2 separate regions of the Homo sapiens genome follow, and region 2 is linked to region 1. Evidence: chromatin contacts called from ENCODE Hi-C data. All regions are on one chromosome and are shown on one strand. The core of a region is the stretch at or near the end of the contact, and the rest is flanking DNA. Distances in the headings are between cores, read along the strand shown. Region 1 holds the start of PDE5A (phosphodiesterase 5A). Region 2 holds the start of METTL14 (methyltransferase 14, N6-adenosine-methyltransferase non-catalytic subunit).

Evidence for each region. A loop is a pair of places that touch in the nucleus more often than their neighbours do. Pooled maps may share reads with other maps.
Region 2: a pooled map shows a loop between it and region 1 (15-fold over the local background). The contact joins the promoter of METTL14 here to the promoter of PDE5A in region 1. A Hi-C loop is called at or near these places in 9 of 50 pooled maps.

The regions. Positions count from the first base shown.
Region 1 is chr4:119,624,422-119,631,157 of GRCh38, forward strand. PDE5A (phosphodiesterase 5A) reads right to left here and starts at 4,383. Exons shown (of 21, transcript NM_001083.4): 1 at 4,099-4,383. The coding sequence starts at 4,250. LOC107986192 (a long non-coding RNA gene) reads left to right here and starts at 3,369. Exons shown (of 1, transcript NR_165235.1): 1 at 3,369-6,334. RefSeq lists silencers at 2,817-3,096, 4,317-4,716 and an enhancer at 3,227-3,276.
Region 2 is chr4:118,680,584-118,687,207 of GRCh38, forward strand. It overlaps METTL14 (methyltransferase 14, N6-adenosine-methyltransferase non-catalytic subunit), which reads left to right and starts at 4,809. Exons shown (of 11, transcript NM_020961.4): 1 at 4,809-5,017. The coding sequence starts at 4,952. METTL14-DT (METTL14 divergent transcript) reads right to left here and starts at 4,758. Exons shown (of 7, transcript NR_125930.1): 1 at 4,722-4,758; 2 at 3,825-3,884. RefSeq lists enhancers at 4,768-5,027, 5,208-5,347.

The DNA.
Region 1 (6,736 bases), core at 3,133-5,632:
GGACGGAATTCCAAACACAGGACCAGGAACCTCAATTAATTCAGCACAGCTTTGCAGTATCAAATAAAGTCTATCATAGAAAGCTATATGGGAGTGTAAAACGTCTGTTTCTGGACTTTGATCCAAGCTGTCATAAAAACTTGCCCTCACTTAATATCTCTTATTTCCAGTATATGCCAAATATTCTCGAGCTTTTGCCTGTACAAAACAAAGCAATAAAGTCAATCATGTCATCCTTAACAATATTAAATGACCTAAAACATCACCCACAATCACAGAGCTGATTAGTAATTAATGAAAGGTAACTTTATTCTAATATGCTGTCAAGAATAACAACAGCTGTTAAGCAGCATTAGCACCAGGAAAGCTTCAGTTGTAAAAGGCATACGCATTAAAGCCCTCAATTAACACAGTAGCTGAGGCCTTCAGGACTGCAAATTGTCTACAATAGTGACCTGGGAGTTTTCCAGATGTGATTTATTGGCCTCAAATTAATTTTTATGCCAACCGACTATGTTCTGAATCATTCAATTGACACCTTCAAATGGACATAAACAGGTTGTGATAACTAAAAAGCTCCAAGTTATAGCTTTTTTTTTTTTTTTTTGAGATGGAGTCTCACTCTGTTGCCCAGGCTGGAGTATAGTGGAGCAATCTTGGCTCACTGCAACCTCTGCCTCCCGGGTTCAAGCGATTCTCCTTAGTAGCTGGGATTACAGGCGCGCGCCATACCTGGCTAATTTTTGTATTTTTAGTAGAGACGGGGTTTCACCATGTTGGTCAGTCAGGCTGGTCTTGAACTCCTGACGTCGTGATCTGCCCGCCTCGGCCTCCCAAAGTGCTGGGATTACAGGCATGAGCCACCGTGCCAGGCCCAACCTATAGCTTTTAATAAGATGCGTAGCTCTCTACTTGAAGACAGTGATAGTAAACAATGTAATATAATGGCATAAATGCTTTCAAGGTCAACCCAAATTCACAGGTGTTTGAGAATTTAGGAATGCCAGAACCTTGATGTTCAATAACTACCATTGAGTGTAGATCATTTAGTCTGAGAAAAGGATGGAAAATCATGCATGAATGTCGAATGACAACAATAATGCAGAAATTGTTTTTATCAGCAAGCCTGATTACTGGTGCAGATGGACGATCTGGGTGAATATAAATATATTTTAAATCTTAAAACATGCCGCATGCATCTACAGAACTATTTTGTTTCATGGGTTTCCTGAATCACATACAATATTCATTTTACACTTACAAAGTGTAAAAAGAGGGGAAAAGCAAAGTAATGTGAGCTCCTACTTTTAAAAAAAAAAATCCTTAGCTGTAAAGTTAAAACGTATGCAATAAGTTTTTACCACAAAATGTGAACCACACTGGGGTTAGTGGTTTGCATTTTTATAATCAACAAATGTCCATCCTCTTATTCACATTTTAAGTCTCCTGTTAATGCCACCAAATATAAAACCAAATTGGAATATTGTTTCATGAAAGACCTCTGGCTACACACAAATTCTTAGGTTATATTCTTTACTCTGACAACTCTCAGCACTTTATTATAACTCTTAAAATTGAGGACCTGCACTATTAAATATTTTACACTTTCATTTTCCAACTTACACTCAACATAACCTCTTAAGAATATGTATACACACATACATATATATATCACAGAAAGTGTTCAGCCTGTTGCCAACATCAACTGTAATTTAAAAACTCTAACCGAAAATTTTTTAAAAGTTTTTTTAGAGCCTCAGATGATCTAAATTTTACAGTGAGCATGGTAAATTTGAGAAATAGGATTTTGATCCTATGCTGCTTGGGAGAAAAAGTAATGGGAAAAGAAATGTAACTCAGCTCTTTCCATTTATTTTCCATTAAAATGTTGCTACACTTTCAAAGTGTTGGTAGGTTCTGAAAATGCAGTGTTCCTATCTATGACTAGTCAAAAACGACCAACAAGCCATCCCTAGTTTACATCTTTAAAAGAAAAATAGGGAACGAAGAAAGGACATTTATGCTGATTTATTAAACAATAACTTTTTTTCTTTAAACTGTTTATAATCTGCCTAAAGAACAGGTCCAATACATACTTTTAAAAATCGGCCTGGTTCTCTGGCCCCCTGATCATTCTATGCGCTGTAATTCAAGGAGAGCAGAAGGCTGGGAATGCGCAGAGTGAAAGGAAAGTGGGTGCAGATGGCCTCAGAGGGGCAGGTGACCCCTGAAAACTGTTAGTCGACAGCAACCGATCATTCTAGACCTCCATGGCCTTAGTGTCTCACGCTAAACTCGCAAAAAAGTGCCCTTTCAGGGCTATCCTCTGGGCGCTCAAGATTTAGGATTTTGAAGGAAGAAGGTGAAAGCGGGGGAAGACGATTTTAAAAGAAGGGCTGGGTTATTAAATTGAAAAGATTAATCCCGGAGCCTTCCCCTCTGTCAAAAAACCCTGAAAGTGACTAAATTGACACCAACTCTGGATGTTCCTTAGGAAAAAAACAAAACAAAACAAAACAAAACAAGATTAAAAAGGGCCCAATTTAAGACCCTTATTAATACATCTGCAAGAGAGCAAAGAATAACAACAACAACAAAAGTTATACAGTCAATTTTCAATGATACATCGTCCCACTGGTGCCACCGGGGCGCCACCACCCAGCACCCGAGACCCGCCGCGCCCCCGGAAAAAGTGGGAAGGGACGTAGGGGGATGCTGAAGGAAGTACCTTGTTTTGTCTCCAAAGGGCAACATAGCAAACGTGGGAAGTTCGTTTTCGAACTCCGCCGATCCTGGACTCCAGGAGGCTCCGTAGGGGCAACAACGCGCGCAGGTGAGGTGAGGTGAGGTCGGCGACTCAGAACCAGCTCCCTCACGGCCCCGGCCTCCGCGCCGCCGCCCGTCGCCTCCCGCTCGCCCCGCGCTGCGCCGCCCCCTGGCGGGGAGCGACCGGCAGAGCCGCGGCCGCGCGCCGGCGAGTGGGACCCGGGCGTCGAACCCGGGCGGGCTCCTCGACCATCACTGCCGGGCGTGTGTCACCCTCCCGGCCAAGACGGCCAGCACCCGCTGCCCGACGGCCGCTGCCCAGAGCAGGCGGCAGCGGGGCACGGACTCTTTCTGCAAAGGGGCGCGTCCTGGAGTCCACGCACCCCGACTATGCATCAATTCCTCAGGCTTCGGGGCACCCGCCCGCCAAGCACTCTCTGCTCCACTCTTCTTGTCCCTCTGCTCCCAGTCTCAATTCCTCCCCAACTCTCCCGCGAGCGTTTCCCACGAGCGCCCCGACTGCCCGCTGCGCAGCCGCCTCCAAAAGGACAGGCTCCCTCCTCCCCGCCCTCCGCAAGGGCCGCCCCGGCGCTTGGCTCTGGACCAGAAAGAGCTGGCCTCTGGGGTCTGCGCTGCCCCTTGGGGTCCGCTCCAGGCGGCGCCTCCCCTGCGCCCTTTGTGTGCACGCCGCAAACCCCTCTGCAGAGCTCTACTTTTGGCGGCACAGCCTTCGGCGGAAAAGCGAGTGAAAGGAGGCGCGCGGGACAAGCAGGAGACTGGAAGGGGGGAAAAGGCAACCGCACTCACTTTGGCAAGGTTCCGTCATGTTGCCTTTGGGCTGTCCCGTGGACTCGTCCCTCACCCCAGCTTCCCCGCCCAGCCAGGGCCAGGGCGAGGGGGGACGGGGGAGGAGCGGAGCCATCAAGACCGACTTGGAAATGGTGCTTCCGGAGCTGCAGGGAAGGGGCTCAGAAACTGTTTGGGTTTTGCTGATTGGATTTTGGGGAACCAGAGGGCTAGAGAGGGGCTAGGGGAAGGCCCGTGAGCACGGATGTATGAAAATAATCATGTTCCCGGGGAATACCAAGAGGGTCGGGGGTGAGGGTGGGAGGTCGGCAAGTACATTTTTGTATTTGAACTTTGTGAGCAAGTTGTATCAAATCCGACACTTGAGTTTTTCGACTGTGCTCGCTTAGAGTTGAGGTTTCTACCTCGTAACAGGACCGAGGACCTACTTCAAAAGCAAAGGGCCTGGGAACAGGGGTGAACGAAGGGCACAATTCAACAGGGGAGAGAAATCAGCCCCGGGTCTTCCGTGGGTCCTCTTCTTACCTGGTGGCTTTTCTAACAAAGTATGAGAAGGTAAAGTCCCAGTGATCGTCCAGCCATGCTTCGACCGAGTCCTGATCCCTCTGCTGCTGCTTCTGCTGCTGGGGCTGCTGCTGCTGTCGCTGCTGCCCGAAGCTGGGGCCGGCCCGCTCCATGGTTGGCACCGCGCGCCTCGGAGGCTCTCTGGTACTGCTTTTCCACCCCAGCTGGGGTCCGTCCCTCAGAAGAACAGGACTCGGCCTCGAGACCCTCCCCCTTCGTCCTGCTCCAGTCGGGCCGGCTTTCGACAAAGCGGCCGGAGCGCCAGGCCAGCCTCCTGCCCCGCCCCGCCCCGCGCGGTTCTACGGGCGCCCAGGTGTGGTGGGCGGGGCCAGGCGCAGCTGCTGCGCCCCCCCCACCCGGGGTCCGGCAGTGTTCCGCTCTCGCAGGCTCTTCAGTCCCCTGGTTCCCAGGAGGCGGCGGCGGCGGCGGCAGCGGCAGCGCCCGGCGAGCTCTCCGGAAGCCAAGTGGCGGCGGCTGGAAGGAGGCCGCGCGGCCGCTGGGGTGCGCTGTGTGCCAAGCCGACTTCTGGGGAGCGCGCTAGGTGACTGGGTGTGTTCTCAGAGTGCCCCAGGGAGGGAAGGTCGCGATGTGGGAAGTTTTGCCCGAAAGTAAGAGATGATGAGACCCTGGGCCCTTTTCCTGGGGCCTGGGAGTGCAATGACCTTCCCGCCTAGCTTTTCCCTAGCCCTACGCTTGGGTCTGGGAGGAGCGGGACCGACCTCCTTCAGAGCCCAGCCCGCTCAGTGACTTAAAGCGGTCCAGCCACGGACCACTGCGGGTGGAGAGAGCTGGGGCGTGTGCTAGCAAGAGAGATTTGCAGGTGTAGGTGGGTAACTTGCAACAAAGCCATACCCGTGCTTAATGTTAATGATAACAGCAATAATTATAACTTAAGTGCCTTTAACCATTGCCTCAAACTTCCCTTATGCATAACTGGAAAAAGATTTACTTGGAAAAGAAAAAGCAAACAAATAATTTCCAATGCTTTGTGCATGAAGTTAGAAAACAAGGGCACCTCTGTACAATTAGGTTAATCCGAGAGCACTGGCGCAACCCAGGTGCAGTCGAGGGCAACCAGTTATCCCAATTTTAAATTAATGCATCATTTTAATTAAATTGGAATTAACACTCCCTCAAAAGTATCCATTAAAAATGGCTCAGCCTTTTTGTCCAATCCCTATCTTGCTTCTTTAAAAAAGGAATTGGTGTCATCCTTTGCTTTGTCTGCATCCCCATCTTCCTGTCATGCATTGGCAGTTTTAATATGGCATTTTGCAATGACCTATATTTTTTGGTAGAATTAAATCTGGAATTATGGGTTGCACAATGTGTGAATGACACCATTAGCAGTGATATAAAAAAAAATGAGTTAGCTGATATACTTCTGACAACTTCCTTCTAAATACTCTTGGCAAGAATTTAAGGCATTATTCACTACATAGAAACACATCATTAAATTGATAATCTGAGAACTTTTAAAAGTATCTTCTAGTCCCCCAATGCAATGGTTTATCTTTCCTTCATTGAGTAATTGACCTTTTGCGACTTCAGTTTTTCTGAAACTTTACTGCTGTATGCAGGTAGCCACAACCAAAGAAAAGCAATCAAAGCAGTAGAGTATGAACTAATGGGTGATAAATTATATTGGATTTAGAAATGAGAATTCTCTCCTAATGTGTTACTATGATAGTGATTATAGTGCTCATGGAATACAGTCATGCGTCACCGAACAACAGGATACATTCTGAGAAATGTATCCTTAGGCAATTTCATCCTTCTCTGAACATCACAGTGTACTAACACAAAATAGATGGCTCAGCCTACTACACACTTAGGCTATTGCTCCTAGACCACAAATCTATACAGCATATTACTGTACTGAATACTGTAGGCAATTGTAATGCAATGATATTTGTGTGTCTAAACATATCTAAACATAGAAAAGGTACAGTAAAAATATAGTATTATCTTATGGGACTCATATATGTGGTCTGTCGTTGACTGAAAAGTGGCACATTACTGTGGAAAGTTTCTCCTCAGTACAGTTTTTTCTTGTGGAAATCCATGCATTCCTCCTAACAGGAGATCAATCGTAATTTAAAACTCTGCTTATCTACTAAAGATGCAGTGAATTTGGGGCTTGAATTATTTGCTTTTGTTGGATACTTGATTAAATAAACACGTATAATCATTTCAATGTTTGTATTCCCTCCAAAATTCATGTTGAAACTTAATCCCTAATTCAACAGTATTAAGAGGAGGTGCCTTTAAGTGGTGATTAGACCATTAGGGCTCTGCCTTTGTGAATGCATTAGTGCCTTTTTAAAAAAAGGCCCAAAGGAGACAGTTGGCCCCTTCTATTCTTTCCACTATGTGAAGACACAGCACTGACCCTTGCTGAGGATGCAGCAACAAGGTGCCATTTTGTAAGCAAAGAGCAGCCCTCACCAGTTGCCAAATCTGCTGGCACTTTGATTTTGGAGTTTCCAGCCTCCAGAACTGAGAGAAATTAATTTCTATTGTTTATAAATATCCCAGTCTGTGATATTTTATTACAGCAACACAAATGGACTAAGACAGTGGGTAATATCAAAATGTT
Region 2 (6,624 bases), core at 3,559-6,058, 940 kb before region 1:
CTGGAAGAAAACAGAACTTATCACCGGATTCTGACACTCATTTTATCTTATGTGTATGCCTGATAAAAACTTTCTGCTTACAAAATGTATTTTTAGAAAAGTCACTTTGGAGCCCATCTCTTCATTGTAGGAGAATTTTCTCTTACTCAATTATAAATTTACAACAAGTACAAGAAAAAAAGCCATGTTTAGGAAAAAAGACAAAACCTTAATGTGCTTATAAGATTGGGTAGATAAAGGAGAATAGAGCAGGCTGAGTGTTTTAGGCCATTCTTGCATTGTTATAAGGAATAATATATAAAGAGAAGAGGTTTAACTGGCTTATGTTCTTCAGGCTGTACAGGAAGCATGATTTTGGCATCTGCTTGGCTTCTGGGGAAGCCTCAGGAAGCGTACAACCATGGCAAAGGCAAAGAGTGAGCAGGCATGTCACATAGCCAGAGGAGGAGCAAGAGAGACAGAGAGTGGGGCAAGGGGAGGTGCCACACACTTTTAAACCACATGATCTCAAATGAACTCAGATAGAGAGTTCTTATTACCAAGGGAATGGCCCAAGCCATTCATGAGGGATCTGCTCCCATGATCCAAACACCTACCACCAGGCCCTACCTCCAACATTGGGGATTACAATTCAACATGAGATTTGGTGGGGACATACATTTAAACTCTATTAGTGAGGTAGCAAATTATTGTATAAAATGCTAAGTGGTTTAGGAATTTATCCCCTTGAACCCAGACATATGCTATCTAATATGGTAGCTACTAGCCAAATACAACTTATTACATTTAATTAATTACAATTAAAGATTCAGTAATCTTTATTTTAAAATAATAATACACTAGCCACATTTTAAGTGTTCTGTAGACACATATGGCCGGTGGCTACCATATTGATTAGTATAGAAATAAATGTTAGTAGGACATTTCTATTATTACAGAAAGTTTTATTGGATAGTGCTGTCCTAGATATTGAGGAAATATAAAAAAATTTTGAGCACAGTTTAAAATGATAAAATTACAATTTTCCACAAATATCTAGGAAAAATTGGATAGACTGGAAAAAGATAAGACAATTAGGATACGAATCAGAATACATGTCATCCACAGGTTGTGGTTATAGAAATGAAGAATGGTATGTGTCAGTGGTGCAACCAGAAGCAGAACTACAGTCACAGAGCAGATATGGAGGCTGAAGGAGAGGTGGAATGCTTCTTGTTTAGGAAAATGGGTGGATATTGACCCTATTTTCTGAAATAGGAAATGCCAGAGGAGTGAAATTGATTTTTTTTAGTGGATGATAAATTTAGGTTTTATTCATGTTGTTTGAGATTGTCTTAGTCCAGTTGTGCTGCTGTAATAAAATACCACAGACTGGGTAATTTATGGAGAACAGAAACGTATTTCTAACAGTTTTGGAGTCTGGGAAGTCCAGGATCAAGTTGCCAGCAGGTTTGTTGTCTGGTGAAGGTCCAGTTTCTGCTTTCAAGATGGCATCTTGAATGCTGCAACCTCCAGAGGGGAGGAATGCTATTCTACATGGTAGAGGGTAGAAGGGCAGAAGAGGAACTCTCTCTGCCAAACCCTTTTTATAAGAGTACCTAATCCCATTCATGAGGGCAGAGCCGGTTATAACTCAATCACCTTCCATACACCACACCTCCCAATATTGTTGTATTGGGGATTAAGTTTCAAAATGAATTTTTGGAGGAGACAAAAACCTACTGCCAGCCTCCACCTCCAAACTGGGGATTGCAATTCAACGTAAGATTGGGCGGGGACTTATATTCGAACTGTATCAGTGAGGCAGCAAAGTATTGTATAAAATGCTAAGTGGTTTAGGTATTTATACTCTCGAACCTAGACATGTGCTGACTAGTACGGTAGCTACTAGCTATGTAAACCATAGAAGAGATTGTGGAGGGCATTCTAGTAAGATGTATAATAGGCAACTAGCTACACAGGCAGTCCCTAACTAACATAAGTTCCACTTACGATTTTTTTTTTTTTTTTTTTTTTTGAGATGCAGTTTCGCTCCTGCTGCCCAGGCTGGAGTGCAATGGCGCCATTTCAGCTCACTGCAGCGTCCGCGTCCCCAGTTCAAGCGATTCGCCTGCCTCAGCCTCCCAAGTAGCTGGGATTACAGGCGCCCAACACCTCGCCTGGCTAATTTTTTTATTTTTAGTAGAGATGGGGTTTCACCATGTTGGCCAGGCTGACCTCCTGATCTCTGTTGATTCGCTGGCCTTGGCCTCCCAAAGTGCTGGGATTACAGGCGTAAGCCACTGCGCCTGGCCCACCTAACGATTTTTTGACTTACAATGGATTTATTGGGACATAGCCCCATCATAAGTTGGGGAGCATCATGAGTTGTAGAGTATAGGTTTGGAGGAGTCAGTCTCCAGGAGCTTGGGGAGAGATGCATAAGTTATAATGTGGATCTCTCTTTACTTCCTTAAATTAAGTGCCTAGAAGTAAATTGCTTCTTCAAAAAGTATGGATTTTATGTGAGGACTTCCGAAATTTCTTCCCCCTCTTCCTGCCACACACACCCCCTAGTGGCCTTTATGTTGTCATAATGAACAGATGTTACTGATGGGCTTGTAAAATTCTCTACAAGTATGCTGATGTGGTCTGGTGTTTTAAAATTCATTAGTTGGGAGAGAGATTTCAAAATTATATCCCCTTCTTTGTACAAACTGCAACAACCCTCTGCCCAACTCCAACAGTTTTGTAAATATTACATGGAAGTACATATCTGCATCAGTACAGTTCCAGGCAGGAAAACAAATAATTAAAAGTATTTTAAACAGACGCCATTCACTATGGAGAAATAGTTAAGCAGATATTGAAGGCTAGAAGAGCAAAAAGGGAGAAGTAAGATTAAATCAGAAATTTTAAACTGCAGGATGGCTACCAGTCCTTGAGCTGGTGGAACAGAAGGTAGAAGTAGTAGTATCATAGCACAAGAGCAAACTCACTCACTGTTAAGGGTGTCACTTTCTTAAGGTAAGGAAAGGAGGGGCTGCTCCAACTGGCTCTAGACTTTGTAAGGGACATAGTCATCGCTCTAGATGCCAGAAGCAGAGAGTAAAATAAATGGACAATAGCTTTCCCATGTTCCACCTTTTGATTTCCTGCCTGTGCCTCCTGTGGGCAGAGTCTTACAGGAAGCCATCTAACAAGGAAGGCTGGGAAATGTAGTTTGTGGACTCCCTGCCTAGCCATCATCTCGAAGCAGAGGGTAGGTGAGTATGGGGTTCAAAGATTACAAGCAAGTAACCTGCATAGCAACTTATCAGGAAAAAGAAAAATCCTCCATTAGACAGTAAACTCATAAAGAAAAACCGACTTTAGTTTTTAATCTTTGACAGACTTTATAGACTCTAGGGCCTATCACAGTGCTTGCCATATAAAATGCTCAATCAATATCAACAGATATTTAAGTGAATAATTGCCTATTCTCACCATTGGTAAAATTTAAATCAGTATTCAACTTAAATGATTGCCAGATAATACAACTGATTTTTAAAGAAATACACTTTAACTCATATGGACATAAATATTTTACAGTATCCAAGTAGTGCTGACATTACTCAAGGAATTGTTTAGGACTACTTGTTCAAAATTGTCTTTCAGACCTAGTTCTTCGGAAATACATTATAATTATTTCTATAAAAGTGGGCATGACTAAGTAGAATCTAGTCTTGCCCACTTTTGGCCCAGCCTGACTCAACTGGTTTTGATCTGGATGACTTAATATTATTTCTGAAAATTAAATCTACTCTGAAAGAACAGACTTATTACTAATTTTGTTAAGTACTTACCGCGATTTCCAATTAAACTTGAGGCAACATGATGTCTTACTCCACTTCCGCCACTGTAGGCTTGAAATAAGATGGCAAGTGTGGTGAATAATAATGGTAATAACTCAAATAAGACTTTGGCCTTTGCTGCCATCCTATGAAGACAGAATCACCACCCCCCAGCCCTCACCCCTCACCCCCGCAATCCGAGTAATTTCAGGAAGCTATTTGTTTCCTTATCCTTGGGTTATTTTCAGTTAAGACAAATGTACAAGCACAAAAAGGAGTCTCTTAGCTTCTGACTCCTAGGACATAAACCAAGACACGCTTTACTATCACATACTCATTTCCCTAAAGGGAAGAAGCCAAAAAATGCATACTATAGTAAAATGGGAAACATTTCAAGGGACAGTAAGGTGTGGGGAAGAGTGGGCAGATGTTGTGGCTGTTACCTGCGTGAAGGTAAATAAAATATTAACAATAACAAGCACTTCTACACCGCTATGTGCAAGGTGCTATTTATCCTTTCAATCACAGCTCTGTGAGGTAGACACTTATGACTCCCATTTTACAGATGACAAAACTGAGGCTCACGAAGGTGGTTAACTAGCCAAGGCCACTCGTCTAGGAAGTGAGAGGCCAAGGTTCAATCCTAGGCAATCTGGCTTAAGTTTGTGTTCTGTTAAAAAAAAAAAAATTAAAGGTTATCTGGCAATTTTTTAAACGTCAGGACTGTCATCTGTGGAATCAATTGAAAAGGGAATCAACACTTCAGAAACTGTAATACACCAAGGGAACCTGCTATCCTGGGAAAGAGAGATAAAGGAGAAGTCAGCTGACTGTCCTCCTTCAGACTAGCTCAGACCACCCCAACCTGCGAGGGCCCTGGAGACCCCTGTGGCGCAACAGATCCCTTACTGGGTCCCTTCCAAGTGGCGTCACATAGCAAGCGTCCAGAAGGAGGCGGGACTTCCGGGCCAAGCGAGCCAATTCCGGCCGCGCCGGAAGTCTCTACTGAGGAAAGCTATGAGGATACTCTGTTCGTAAGCTCCCGGTGAATTTTGTTCCACAGACTCGGAAGAAAGGTTGGATAAGAGTTCACTGGAGATTGACAAGTACTCGGGATAGTGAAAAGCCGGAGTTGGAACATGGATAGCCGCTTGCAGGAGATCCGGGAGCGGCAGAAGTTACGGCGACAGCTCCTCGCGCAGCAGGTCCGCGGCCCTGGTGTCCCCTGTGGGAGGGATCGAGAATGCGAGTGCGCGGCCGCCTCCTCCCTCCACACCCCGCCTTTTTCTGTCCCTTCTCTACCTGCCGCTGTTAAGGCCTTTCTGGTCCTGCGATCTTGATCCCTGGTTCTGCCTTTGTAGTTCTCAATTTTCGCGGTGTCCCGAATGTTTTTCCAGTTCCTTCCGCGGTCTTTGTGGTGCTAAACCGAATGCCAGGATTAGCCTTTAAGCTTTGTGGAACTCCCACCGAGTGTCTGGCATGTTCACGCCAGGATGAGTGTCATGTTATCCCCTACATTTCTCTTCACTATTAAATGGTCATCTATTTCTTTCTTTTCTTCGTCGTCAGCCCCAAATTCTTGAGATTGTGGTTTCATTATGAAATACGTTTACAGTATTTTCTTTGACATCTTTCTGAAGACAACACTGGAAGTAGCCTGAGTGTAAATTTTAGATTCTGCATCTTATATAGAGTATCCTTGTCACATCCACAGTTAATATTTGAAATCTTACTCTGTGTTAGTCACAATAATCTCCTGAAACAGGTATTATTACCTTCACTTATCAAGTAATGAAAAAGGCTCCATACGTTAAGGAATTTTACTCCTGGTCGCTCACTTCTCTGCTGGGAAATAGAACCTAGGTTTGTCTCCCCAAAGCTTGTCTTCTAAACCATTGTCCTTCACTTCTTTCTTGTGTATGAGTAAGTTAACATTTGCTGATTAGTAGAGTGCACATGCAGAAAATACAGATTGTGCACAGTTCTACTTAAAATCGAGGCTGTATTTTCCATTCTACTATTCAGATCAGTAAAAGTGATAGGAGCAATGCTCATAGAGTGTAATTAGTCATCTTGCAGTTATTTTTCAGTAATGAAACTTGGTTTTAGTAAATGGACTTCTGAAACCTATCCTCTTTATGGTCTGATGAACAGATTTGTGGAATATGGCTAAAACCGTGGAAACTTGGAGTCAGATTTGTTCCTTTGTTCCTTATCCCGCTGGCATTACGATCTTGGGCAAATCAAGTATCCTTTCTAAGTCTTCTTTTCGCCAACTTCTTTTATCGTATTATCTTCAAAAATGTTAAGTAGCTCTTTGTTGCTACCACAGAAGACGTTTTACTCCTTAATATTGAATTCAAACTTCTATTTGACTCAATATACATTCATAGGACAATTATTTGTTTAGTGTTTTACACTCAGCAGATGCCAGGGGCTCTACCTTTTAAAGTCTTTTATGAATTGGTTGCACTCTACTTAGCCAGCCTTATAACCATTATTTGTTTACATTTGTTTGTATTTTGCAAAATTTTCCAAACTGCCAAACAAAATTTATGTTACCATTTTAAGGTAGTAAAGTTCAGCCTTGTGTCTATAAATAGTAAGACTTAGCTTGAGTAAAACTGGATCGATTTTTATTAGAGCATAGAATAAATAAGTTATATAAGCTGATGCCTACAAAATGTTTAACATGGTACCCACAACCCTGTGCAAACACTGTCTTATCTGCCTTTTTTAGTTATTGCTATTGCAGGTTGAATATCTCTTATCTGAAATGCTTGGGCCAGAAGTGTTTTGGATTTCAGATTTT